Regions from separate parts of the Mus musculus genome. Here region 1 is linked to region 2. The links are chromatin loops, found by intact Hi-C in ENCODE. Cell type or tissue: heart. All regions are shown on one strand. Links, peaks and the distances in the headings refer to the core of each region. The heading gives the core; the rest is flanking DNA. Region 1 holds the start of Apbb1 (amyloid beta (A4) precursor protein-binding, family B, member 1). Region 2 holds the start of Dnhd1 (dynein heavy chain domain 1).

Region 1 (5,374 bases), core at 233-5,232, 70 kb after region 2:
TGAGTCTTTGTGAGTTTGAGGCCAGCCTGGTCTACAGAGCAACTTATAGGACATACAGGGCTAAACAAAGAATTTCTGTCTTGAAAATAAACAAACAAAAAAAGAAAAGAAAGTGAAAGAGAAAGAGAAAGAAAGAAAAATAACTAATGTATGCTCATCATTCTTGCCAGATTGTCCAAGTTTGTGATTATCTATAAATATTTCCTGAATACCTCAGCCCCTTGTTCAATGAGATTTGAAAAATTTTGGTGGGCCATTTTAGGTGAGTGGTATCTCTGACTTTTCTCACTGGTCAAAGCAAAAAATCTAGAAGTTATTTTCTGCCATGTCCTCAAGCCAATGCCCAGTTAATTAACTGATCACTAAATTTCTGTTTATTCTGTCTCTTGAATTTATTGAGTCTATGCAATGTTCTCCATTCTTAATCCTGCTGGTATAGGTCTTAGTCATCACATCCCACCTTAGCTACCTTAATTACCTCCTAATTGATCTCCACCCTTCTCAACATCCACACTCTGATGACTTTCTTTTATATATATATAAGATTTATTTATTTATTTTATGTATATGCGTACACCATTGCTCTCTCCAGACACACTAGATAGAAGAGGGCATCAGATCCTATTACACATGGTTATGAGCCACCATGTGGTTGCTGGGAATTAAACTCAGGACCTCTGGAAGAGCAGTTGGTGCTCTTAACCACTCAGCCATCTCTCCAGCCCTCTGATGATTTTCTACTTAACGTTCAGAACTGACTATAGAAGGCTCAACTTGATTTGACACTATTCTATCTTCTCTGTCATTTTTATGTACCACCACACTTGCCTTAGTCTGTTTTCTGAGGTTACAACTAAGTACCACAGACAGGGTATTTACTGATATTTCTAGAATCTGGGATGTCCAAGATCAAGGTGAACACTTTGTGAGGTTCAACTTGATGTTAGGATTCTGTGGGGGTCTAAGATAGCACAGGGTCATCTCTATGGTAAGAAGAGGGACGTGCTAAAAAAAAGACACAGACAAACTAGCTTTTATACTAGACCTGTTCTCCACACAACCCTATAATACATTAAACCACGAACGAACAAATTCACCCATAAAAGCTGAACCTTCACGACTTCCGGGGGGCCAGGGTGGGTGGGAGGGGTTGAGGCAGACTTCTGGGGTTCAGGCTGGCCTTGGTTATGGCCCTCTCGACTCACCGTGAGTTTGGGTGGCCATCTTTAAACTACAGCAATCTTCACACTCCTCCTGTACTCCTGCTACTTTGAGTAATTTTCTACTCTTCTGTGTGACCTCTATGTCATCCTGTCCTCACACTTAAACTTTACTTCCTGTGGGAGCCTTCCAAATCTCCTGGGCCAGAATAACCTGACACACACAGTGTCCCGTGTCTTTTCCTTAAGACACCATAATTTTAATTACCTATGTGGTGTCTCTTCCCTCTTTTAATCTGTAAGCTGAATGAAAGCAGGAACTCTCTTTTGCTTTCTGGGTGTTAGCACCAAGGACAGTGTGTCATACCATACACCTATTTGCTGAGAGTGAGTGAGTGAATGAATGAATGTCCTTCTAGGTAACACGTGCTCATTTCTCAAGGATCCAGGTCAGGTGCGTGTCTTCCAGGTGGGATGCAGCTGAACCAGATTCTTTTGGGGATCTTTATGTCCGGCTTGGGATCCAACATGGTTTGTATTTCCTAGGTGCTTGTCAGATTACAATGGATTCTTAGCCACAAGTCAGTAACTGTACAAGATGAGTGATGGACATAGGGAGTTTTGTTACACTGCTCCACTTTTGCACATAAGTGCAAATGTCTATAACAAAAATTTAAAACATTCATATTTACCCAGGGATAAATGAAAGTATATTCAAAGTACTTTGGAGTACTTGCTTTGAACAAGCCAGAGATTGATAAAGTGACCCTGCATTAAGAGTATGTGTGTGTGTGTGTGTGTGTGTGTGTGTACTTTTCCACGTCAGGGAAATTCTTTAGAAGATGAACATAAGATGAAATAACAAATTTAGATTTGGGCACTGTTAGACTTAGATGCATCTCCAATCAGTTTTTCAGTATGTTCAGAGCCCACCGAGCCCACAGCTCAGGGGACAATGCTTTTGGGGTTTCTGCCCCTCTTTGCCCTTGATGTCAGGGATCTGACCATTAAGATTTGCCTCATTGTCTATCCAGGGCCTGCAGTGAACAGGAAAATAGCCAAGTACAGCATTTCTGTTTAATTTCCACTCAGTTCTCCATTTGGTCCTTTCCTAGAGTTAATTTCTACCCTGGAGTGCAGTGGGGGGGGGGGAGGCGGGGTGGGGGACGCTGTGTCATAGCTTTATATTCAGAGGCACGGGTAGAGTGTAAGAAATATCTCAGTTCTGGTTTAGTTTAACCACTTACTCTGTTACTGAGGGCAAGTCGTGTTACCCTTCAGAATGTCAGCACCTGCCTCTCAAATCCCGAGAACAACAATTGTGGGAATTGCACAGCGCTGGTTTGAGGATGAATGCAAGCAAATGGTTGAACATAGAGCCTGGTACAGAGTAAGCGGTCAATAAATACGCGCTATTATTATCCACAGGACGTCAGGGAGTGCTACCACAAGAGCCAGAGAGCAGCCGGCTGCCAGCCTCTTGAGGCGCAGCCACGGTCCCAGCACCCGTGTCTCTCTCCACCCTCCTCCTTCCCCCCTCCCTAGCGGATCAGACTCCGTGCTCTAGGCGCGTCTCCCGGCGTCGGTGCAGGACCGACGCGGAGGTGAGTCCACGGTGGCATGGAAGGGGAGAGCTGGGCAGGGTCCTGGGAGTTGGGTGCAGCCGTGCGGGGATAGACAGGAGGCCTGGGACGCAGGGCTTGCGAGGGTCAAGGGTCTGCAGGGTGCGGCTGGGGCAGCTGCAGCCAGTGCGGCTCGCACTCGCTCGCGCGCCCCGCCCCGGCCAAGATGGCGCCCCTCCCCCTCCCGTGCGCGGCTCCGCCGCTCGGGGCGCGGCCTCGCGGCCTGCGCGCTCCTGGGCGGGGGATGTTGTGATGGAGAAGCTGCGGTGTTGCGGGAGCCTTGCAGCTTGAGCTACCTTCGCCACCTGGGCCTGGGGCCTCGCCGCGCAGGTAGGTGCTGCTCCGTCTCCAGCCCAGCCCCGGGAGCAGGATCCCCAGCCTCAGCAGCCCTTAACCCTTGCAGCCTCTTCTTCTCAGAAGTCCAGGTCTCCAAGCCAGGCCTGATTACCCCCCACCCAACTCCCTTCGCCGCCTTCCTACCGCGGGCCTGCAAAATCACCCTCCGCAGGATCACTTTGGTCCTAACACCGACCGCTCCCCAAAGCTTTGCTTCTTGATCCTCTAGGATGCCCGGCGGGGGCGGGGAGGAGGGGGTGAGCGGGGGGGGGGGGGGGAGAGCGAGGGGCGATAGAAGAGTGGGGGAGGGGACGTCTAATGCTGGGAAGGGGACTTGGATCCGGGTAGGAGCCAGGCCGTGCGATTCCAGACTAGAGCCCCAGGCTTGGGATCTGTCAAGCTGCATTCTGTTGTCCTCAGCGACCGAGGGGTGTGCCCTGGGACCGGCGGGGTTCCCATCTCAGCCTGACAGAGAGGCCTAGCAGCGACTAGAGTGCTCCTTAGGAGCAGTTTTCCCTCTCCAATTCAGATGTTATTTCCAGCCTCTTCCGAGTCCTGTTTGTAGGTTGCATTCTGAGCCCCTAATTTCCCATTCATTTTAAAAATCCACTCCATTCTGTCTCTGACATCCACCGAAGCTTCTGAGCAAGGTCACTGGAGCCCTCCTTGTAACTCCAATGGACACTTGGCGGCTGTGAGCCCATTACCACTGAGTATGTGTCAGTCTCCTTGAAGCATTTTTTTTCCTGGTTTTCCTCCTAGGCACTGTCTATTGCTTTGAAGTGTTCTCTTGTCTCGTCTCTGCATATGTGATGCTATTCTGGCCTGAGCTGCGTTCTTTCACTCTGACCTTTTCCCTTGACCATTTCTTGCATGTCTAACTCTTTAAATTTCATATATAAGCTGCTGAGTCCCAAATTTATTTGTCTGGCCCAGACCACTGCTGAAATGCAAACTCATATATACTCAACTGTCCTCTGACATCCTTTTGAACAGTTCAACAGGAATTCCAAACCTACAGATTTCAAGGTGAATTAATTAACATCTCTTGTTCCCCTCATACCTCACTTACATGTCTGTTGTTCCTTCAGCCTCTCTCAATGACATCTGTCCATTCAGTTCAGGTTATGGTCACAGTGAGGTGGGGTCTGAGCAACATTCACCCTCACCTCTCGACATCAGATCTCACCAAGCTCTGTCATGCCCACGACTTCAATATTTCTCAGGTCTGCTAATGTCACTGGAGCTCAATTGCTGTCACACTTAGTGAAGACAGCCCCCCTGACTGCTCTTGTTTATTCCCTCTTAGTTACACAGCACTCATAATGGTCGTTTTAAAAATGCATCCAATCATTTATTCATTTAACAAATAGGATTTGAGCACCTAATATTTACAAGGCACCGCGAGAGGTACTAAAGATGTCATAAGAAAACAGAATAGACTGGGTTCACGTCCACAGAGAAGTGATGTCTTTGCAGGAAGTCAAATAAGAATGACATTGTAAAGATAGTCAGCATCATGAAGGAAGATGCATGGTGCGCTGAAAGATCCGAAGAACAGAATCTAGGCTGTCAGGGTGGCTAAGCGAGAAGGGGCCAAGGGAAGATGCTCTTAGGAGTATTCAGCTTGAACTAGAATGTAAAGGGAGAGTTGGGAAAATGAGGCTCAGACCATGCTTATGCCTTCCAGGAATCAAAGAAAGCAGCTTAGGCTGGGCAGGTCAATGACAAGAGTTGGGGCCAGAGGGTGAGGGCCATGGTTGGGATAACAGGGCAGTTTAGACAATGCTACGGATTTTGACCATAAGATCATTGACTTTGGTGCAGACTATGAGTGTTAGTTGTTAGGTACAGAGTGGATAAGTCCAGAATATTTTCTCAGAATGTGATCGTTGTCTGGGAGTGGACAGCAAGGGCCGCACATGTATCTCTAGGATCATACAACAGAGGACAGAACAGGTGCACTGTATCCCGTGGTCTCGGATCCTGAAAGAGAATGAGATAGGATGGTAGGAATGAGAAACATGAACGAATGTATTAGTTTGAGAGGCTTCTGGGACAGCTAGATGGAGTTGTTGGGTAGGGAGTTGAAAGTTCATGTCTGGAGTTCCGATGAGGGAACTTCAAGTTTGGAAATCATCGTTGTATAGATGGTAACTGGGTCTGGGGGCATGAATGAATACTTCTACCGAACACAGGCCAAGGAAGAGAAAAGGGTATAAGTCAACGCTGTGGGAAACCCAGCCTCTAATGGCT
Region 2 (5,374 bases), core at 49-5,048:
CTCCCAAGACTAGGTGTAATTAGCAGACAGAGGCAGTGAGCCTTCCAGACAACAATTACAACAGGAGAATAAAAGATACTTTAACACAGAGTACCTACATCTCAGGTTCTGTGTCTTAAAGGCTGAAAATATCCCTCTTCTTTAACAAGAGTCTCATCCAGATGCCAGAATTACTTCAAACTCTGATTCTAGTGTCTTTCTCTCTTTCAAGCAGGTATTGATGAAGAATGAAATGGTGCTTCCACTGTCTTCCATTCATTTCCAAATGCACACTAGCATGTAATACAACTAACTGCTGCCCCACTGACACACTTTCACCTCCTAACCCACTTTACTAATCTAATGTCTATCCAAATTTTCTACTCCTACTGTTCCAGCCCCTTCCCTTCCCAATCCCATCCCACTAAGAGTACACAGGCAATAGCCAACAGCCTTTTGTTTTATACTACTTACTACAATTTGTTAATTATACCTTACTTGTTCTAATATCTCCCTTACAAAACTGTAAGACTGATTTCATAGGAAAGAACTAAATCTATTTGGCTAATTTTTTTACATTCCCAGCATCTGGATACATCCAAGTAGCAATTAAGTTATTAAATGAACCAAAACCTAGGAAGACAGTCCTGGAGAAGAGTAAACTGTATTACCTAGACCTCAGAGGATGACTGCCAAGTTCATACAGGTATGAGTACTTGATTCCTTCCTGATATATCAGCCCAGAGCCATTTCTGTTAAGGTCTTCCAAGAGTTAGTTAGACTTGGGCCCATGCTAGGGGCAGGAGGGAAGCTTGGCTGAGAAGATTGAAGCCAAATTGTTGACATTTGACACCTTCCTTCATAGTTCCAGGAGCCTGCCCACTTGCCCACCATTAGGGATCTGAGAGGTCACGAAAAAGTCACAAATTGAGCCCACCGTAAATTTAAGAGCAAAAAATGAGCAAGTAAGTCATGTTTGATTACATGCAAAGTTAGCTTTTTTCTGCCTAGAGAGTGAATATATCATAGACAAGTGACATAAAAAGGGAAAAGCAGGCCAGAGCTAGGAAGAAGTTCCTATACTAAAAGAACTCCTAGAAGGGATCTTCTAGGCATTCTGAAATCCTAGGATTTTGGAAGCCAGATTGGGGGACTGGAAGGAATAGATCATTACTCAAGGGGCCACCCTTACTGTCAGATCATGAAGTTGACATAGAGGCAGTGCTTTGCTTTAGACCTGGAATAGTTCACATAGACCTGTGGAGGAAGACCACCCAGGCAAGCACTCCCTAGAGTAACCAAAGACCCCATATAGAGTTCCTAGGACCAGCACAATATATGCCCCAAAGTATGTTTTGGCAAATATAAATGACCAAGAATATGAACCCCAAAGAAGCTTCTGGCACCGTCTGAGAAGACTGGAAACTACAAGGTCAAGTTTTGGCTTCCTAATGGCTGCTATTGATTTCAGTGTTTCCCTATAGATTAGCATTGAGACATTAGCTTTGTTTTTGCAAGTGAAAAAGGTGCAGCCTAGTCCAGCTCACTTTAGAGGTGGGCTAATCCTGAAGAGCCATGAGGAGCTGGCTCAAGAAGCCAGTAGCCCTGCAGGCACCTAAACTAATTCATTTTATCTCTTCTACTTAAAGCCCCAAACCATGCCACTCACTTTCTCCCAGCAGGTTCGCCTTCTGCCTGCTCAGTATCACTGCTTTCATACTGTACAGGGATGTCTGTAGCCAGTGCCAAGGGCAAAAGACTAAGGCTGTCCAGCCATGGGGTCTCTTCTAGGGCCACCTCAGCACCAACAATGCCCAGACAGTGCTGTAGCTCAGGCAGTGTCAATGGTCGGAGCCACGTGGCCAATTCCTTTTTTTGTTGCCGGTCCCACTGGGCCTTCACAAAAGGGCATGCTGAGCATGGAGGCCCTCGATGAAACCTCTTCATCCATAGACCACAGTCAACATGGGAAGAACTATGTAACAAAGAACTGTCTGGGGGAAAGGCCTTGTCTATGGCATCTAGCAGGTCCAGCTCTAGCCGGGCTTGGACCTTGGGTGCCCAGCAGTACAGCTGCTCCAGGAAGGGCAGCAACTCGAGTTGACCAGCTAGCATCTCACGGTATGGAGGCAACAGGCCCAGTACTGCATGCAGATAGCGCCAAGCTTCACAACTGCCATCCTGCATCACAGCTGAGAACAGAGACTGAAGCTCAGACAGCAGCAGCTTCAGCAGTGTCCGCTGCTCTGATTCAACCACTGCCTTGAGATCCTCCTGTTTCATTTGACAGTCCCAAGAGTGTTCTTGTCCGCTGCAGCTACATCCAACGAGCCCAGACTGAAGGGTATAAAACCATGGGTTTTTCTTCTCTTCCAGAATAAAGTGGAGGCAGGTATTCAATTGCTGTCGAACAGATCTTGCCCACAGCTCGGGGTCCAAATGCCAATTCCAGGCTTTTGGCTTCTGGGTCTGACCTGTGGGACCCAGCGGGGGGGGGGGGGGAGGGAGGGAGGGACATGTAGAAGTTCTGGCTCTGGGCTGTGCCAGTAGGGTTAGGACAGCAAGGTGGATATAGAGTTGCAGAGCATAGGAAGACCAGTAGAGGGCCCTTACTGAGCCACTCACTGTCAAGGACTAGCACAAGTCCAAGAGGGAGCCCTCCCTGCCCAGGAGCTCCTTCCCACCCTCCAAGGCCTCGTCTCACCTGGCCTGCAGGATGTAGAAGGCATGGGAAGGGAAGGGGGACTGGTCTGTGAATGAGGTTTCATTGCGGAGCGCTCCCTGTCGTGAATGAACTTAGACTCAGTTCCAGTCACTTAACACAGAGACCGATACACGCTTGCAAAATCTTTGGAAAAACTGTGTTCACATGAGGAAAACTTCAGAGTGGAGGCTGGCAACCACCTTGAAAAGGAAACACAAAAGGGTTGTCACTCAAAGGCAGCAAAGCTCCCGTCCCCTGAAGCCTTTACCACAGACTGAGAAGGTCCAGAGTGCAAAGCCGGCTACTGGGTAGGGAAGCAGTTTAGGACACCTAGCGGAAAGACGTGGCAGAAGACAGCTCCCGGTGCGCCAGTGGGAGGGGCCTCCCTAGGCACTGGAAGAGCTGAGCCACTGAGGGCAAGGGTAGCAGATCCCAGAGCCAGAGCAGAGGACTCAGCTGCACCACCTGCTCCCAGCTGTTAGAACCGTTACAGAATCCTGGAGGCCCGAGCCTCAAATCGGAGCTAGAAGGAGAGTTCAACAGGCATGTGGGAGGGGCCTGGGGGCGGGACCGGGACCCAGGCCACACTAGCATACTGCTTTTAACCTGACACCCCAAAGGCCCAAAAAGAATCTGGCTGAGCGGGAGACTGAATGACAAGATTGATTTGGGGGCACTAACAGCATTAGGGGCGTGGTCGTAGGAAGCAAGTGTAATCCTAGGGACTCACTCGCTCACTGATTTTTCCCTCCCCTCCCTTGACAGCATATCCAACTGTCCCACCTCAAGTCCCAACAAGAAACCCGAGTAAGACAAACATCTTGTATCTCTCTCAACAAGCTACACATCTAGTAGTGAGTGGTTTAGTTATGAAAGAAAGAAAGAAAGAAAGAAAGAAAGAAAGAAAGAAAGAAAGAAAGAAAGAAAGAAAGAAAGAGAGAAAGGAAGAAAGCAACCTACCTCTGTTATAGATTTTATTCTAATCAGTGGAAATTTTGATAGGCCAGACAGTAAAAAGAGTAGACTTGGGGGAGGGGGGAGTAGGGTGTTTGATTTCATATATTTCAAGTTTTAAGTCTGAGATACAGATCTCACAGGTGAGAGGCATAGCTCAGTGGTCCAACACTTGCCTCATATGCTCAAAGCCCTGGGTTTAGTCTCCAGTCTAGAAATGAAAGCTGTCCTTGAAGTCATGACTCCCCTGCCTCAACCTCCTGAAGGAAAGAATTATATGTATGTGTCCAACTAGAAGTTTAGTGTTTGCTCTCACTTGAGTCACATTCAAGCTTGAGTATTCCCAGGACCATGGTTAGAGTGTTCTGCTTTCTCTAAGGCTAAGCAAATAGTCTTTGCTTTCAGGATCCAAGAGAGTTAGTTCATCACCTCCTCTGCCTAGGCCCATTACAACTAGTGAGATGAAGAAGAGAAGAAATCACACCTCTTTATGAAGGGCACAACCTGGAAGTTGCCTGTGTCACTCCTTCACTTGCCCTGACCTAGGCAAAAATAAAACTTTCACATCTAATCTTTTTTTTGCAAAGGTTGTGGTGGTTTGAATGAGAATGACCCCATAGGTTCATATATCTGAATGTTTGGTCCCTTGCTGGGGCTGTTTGGGAAAGATTAGAAGGTATAACCTTGATGGTTCATCTCACTGGTGGAAGGATTGTATACAAGAGTGAGCACTTTTCTCCACATTGTTCTCAAATTTTTATTTCAAGTTTCTGCTCAGGCATGCATCCCCTTATAGTGAATCCTTTAATTTCCCAGAAGTCAGCACTCTCCCAGGTCCAGACCCTCTTTTCCCCAAACTAATTTTACCCCATACTTTGATTGCTATCTCATATTTGCTTATCCATTTACCCTGATAAAAAATGTAAGCTCCTGGAGTTACAGAGACAAACTGTGGAGCAGAGAATGACCCAACAGGGGATCCATCCCATATAGTCATCAAACCCAGACATTATTGTGGATGCCAACAAGTGCTTGCTGACAGGAACCTAATATAGCTGTCTCCTGAGAGGCTCTACCAGTGCCTGACAAATACAGAGGTGGATGTTCTCAGTCAACCACTGGACTAAGCACAGGGTCCCCAATGGAGGAACTAGAGAAAGGACCCAAGAAGCTGAAGAGGTTTGCAGCCCCATAGGAGGAACAACAATATGAACCAACCATTACCCACAGAGCTCCCAGGGACTGACCACCAACCAAAGAGTGCACATGGAGGGACCATGGCTCCAGCCACATATGTAGCAGATGGCCTTGTCGGTCATCAATGGGAGGAGAGGCCCTTGGTCCGCCAGTGCCAGGAGATGGGAGTGGGTAGATTGATTGGTGAGCAGGGAGAGGGGGAAGGGGATAGGGAGTTTTTGGAGGAGAAACCAGGAAAGGGGATAACATTTGAAATGTAAATAATGAAAATATCTAATAAAAAAGAAAATAATAAACAGAATCATAACAGCAACAACAAAAACAAAAACATACAAACTCCATAGTGGCAGAGATTCTAATTGTTCTTATTGCCTCTTACTCTATCTCCAGTCCTTGGTGCTAAGTACTATGAATAGATGATTGTAAAATATGGGGAAAATGTATCAATGGATAACAATATTAATTGGTAAGACTGGTTCTGGGATCAGATTGCCTAAATTAAAATCTTGATTTTGCCACTTGGCTTATAGTTTTGAAAAT

The links. A loop is a pair of places that touch in the nucleus more often than their neighbours do. Peaks named below come from ENCODE experiments on the same cell type or tissue, not always from the same donor. Only the 100,000 strongest peaks of a DNase experiment are listed, where the experiment ranks them.
Region 1: it touches region 2 in a loop (3-fold over the local background); 1 of 42 quality-filtered maps calls a loop at or near these places.

What each region holds. Positions count from the first base shown.
Region 1 is chr7:105,578,873-105,584,246 of GRCm38, reverse strand. Apbb1 (amyloid beta (A4) precursor protein-binding, family B, member 1) reads left to right here and starts at 2,756. Exons shown (of 15, transcript NM_001253885.1): 1 at 2,756-3,112. In heart, for the core only: no CTCF peak of the experiment used is centred there; DNase peaks (open chromatin) are centred at 2,736 and 2,966; H3K4me3 peaks cover 1,975 bases; H3K27ac peaks cover 1,626 bases.
Region 2 is chr7:105,648,581-105,653,954 of GRCm38, reverse strand. Dnhd1 (dynein heavy chain domain 1) reads right to left here and starts at 3,179. Exons shown (of 44, transcript NM_001370803.1): 1 at 3,014-3,179; 2 at 2,684-2,883; 3 at 1,649-2,453. The coding sequence starts at 2,747. It also overlaps a transcript of Timm10b not described here. In heart, for the core only: CTCF peaks have their summits at 2,588 (motif pointing right) and 3,034; DNase peaks (open chromatin) are centred at 2,584 and 3,204; H3K4me3 peaks cover 1,151 bases; H3K27ac peaks cover 810 bases.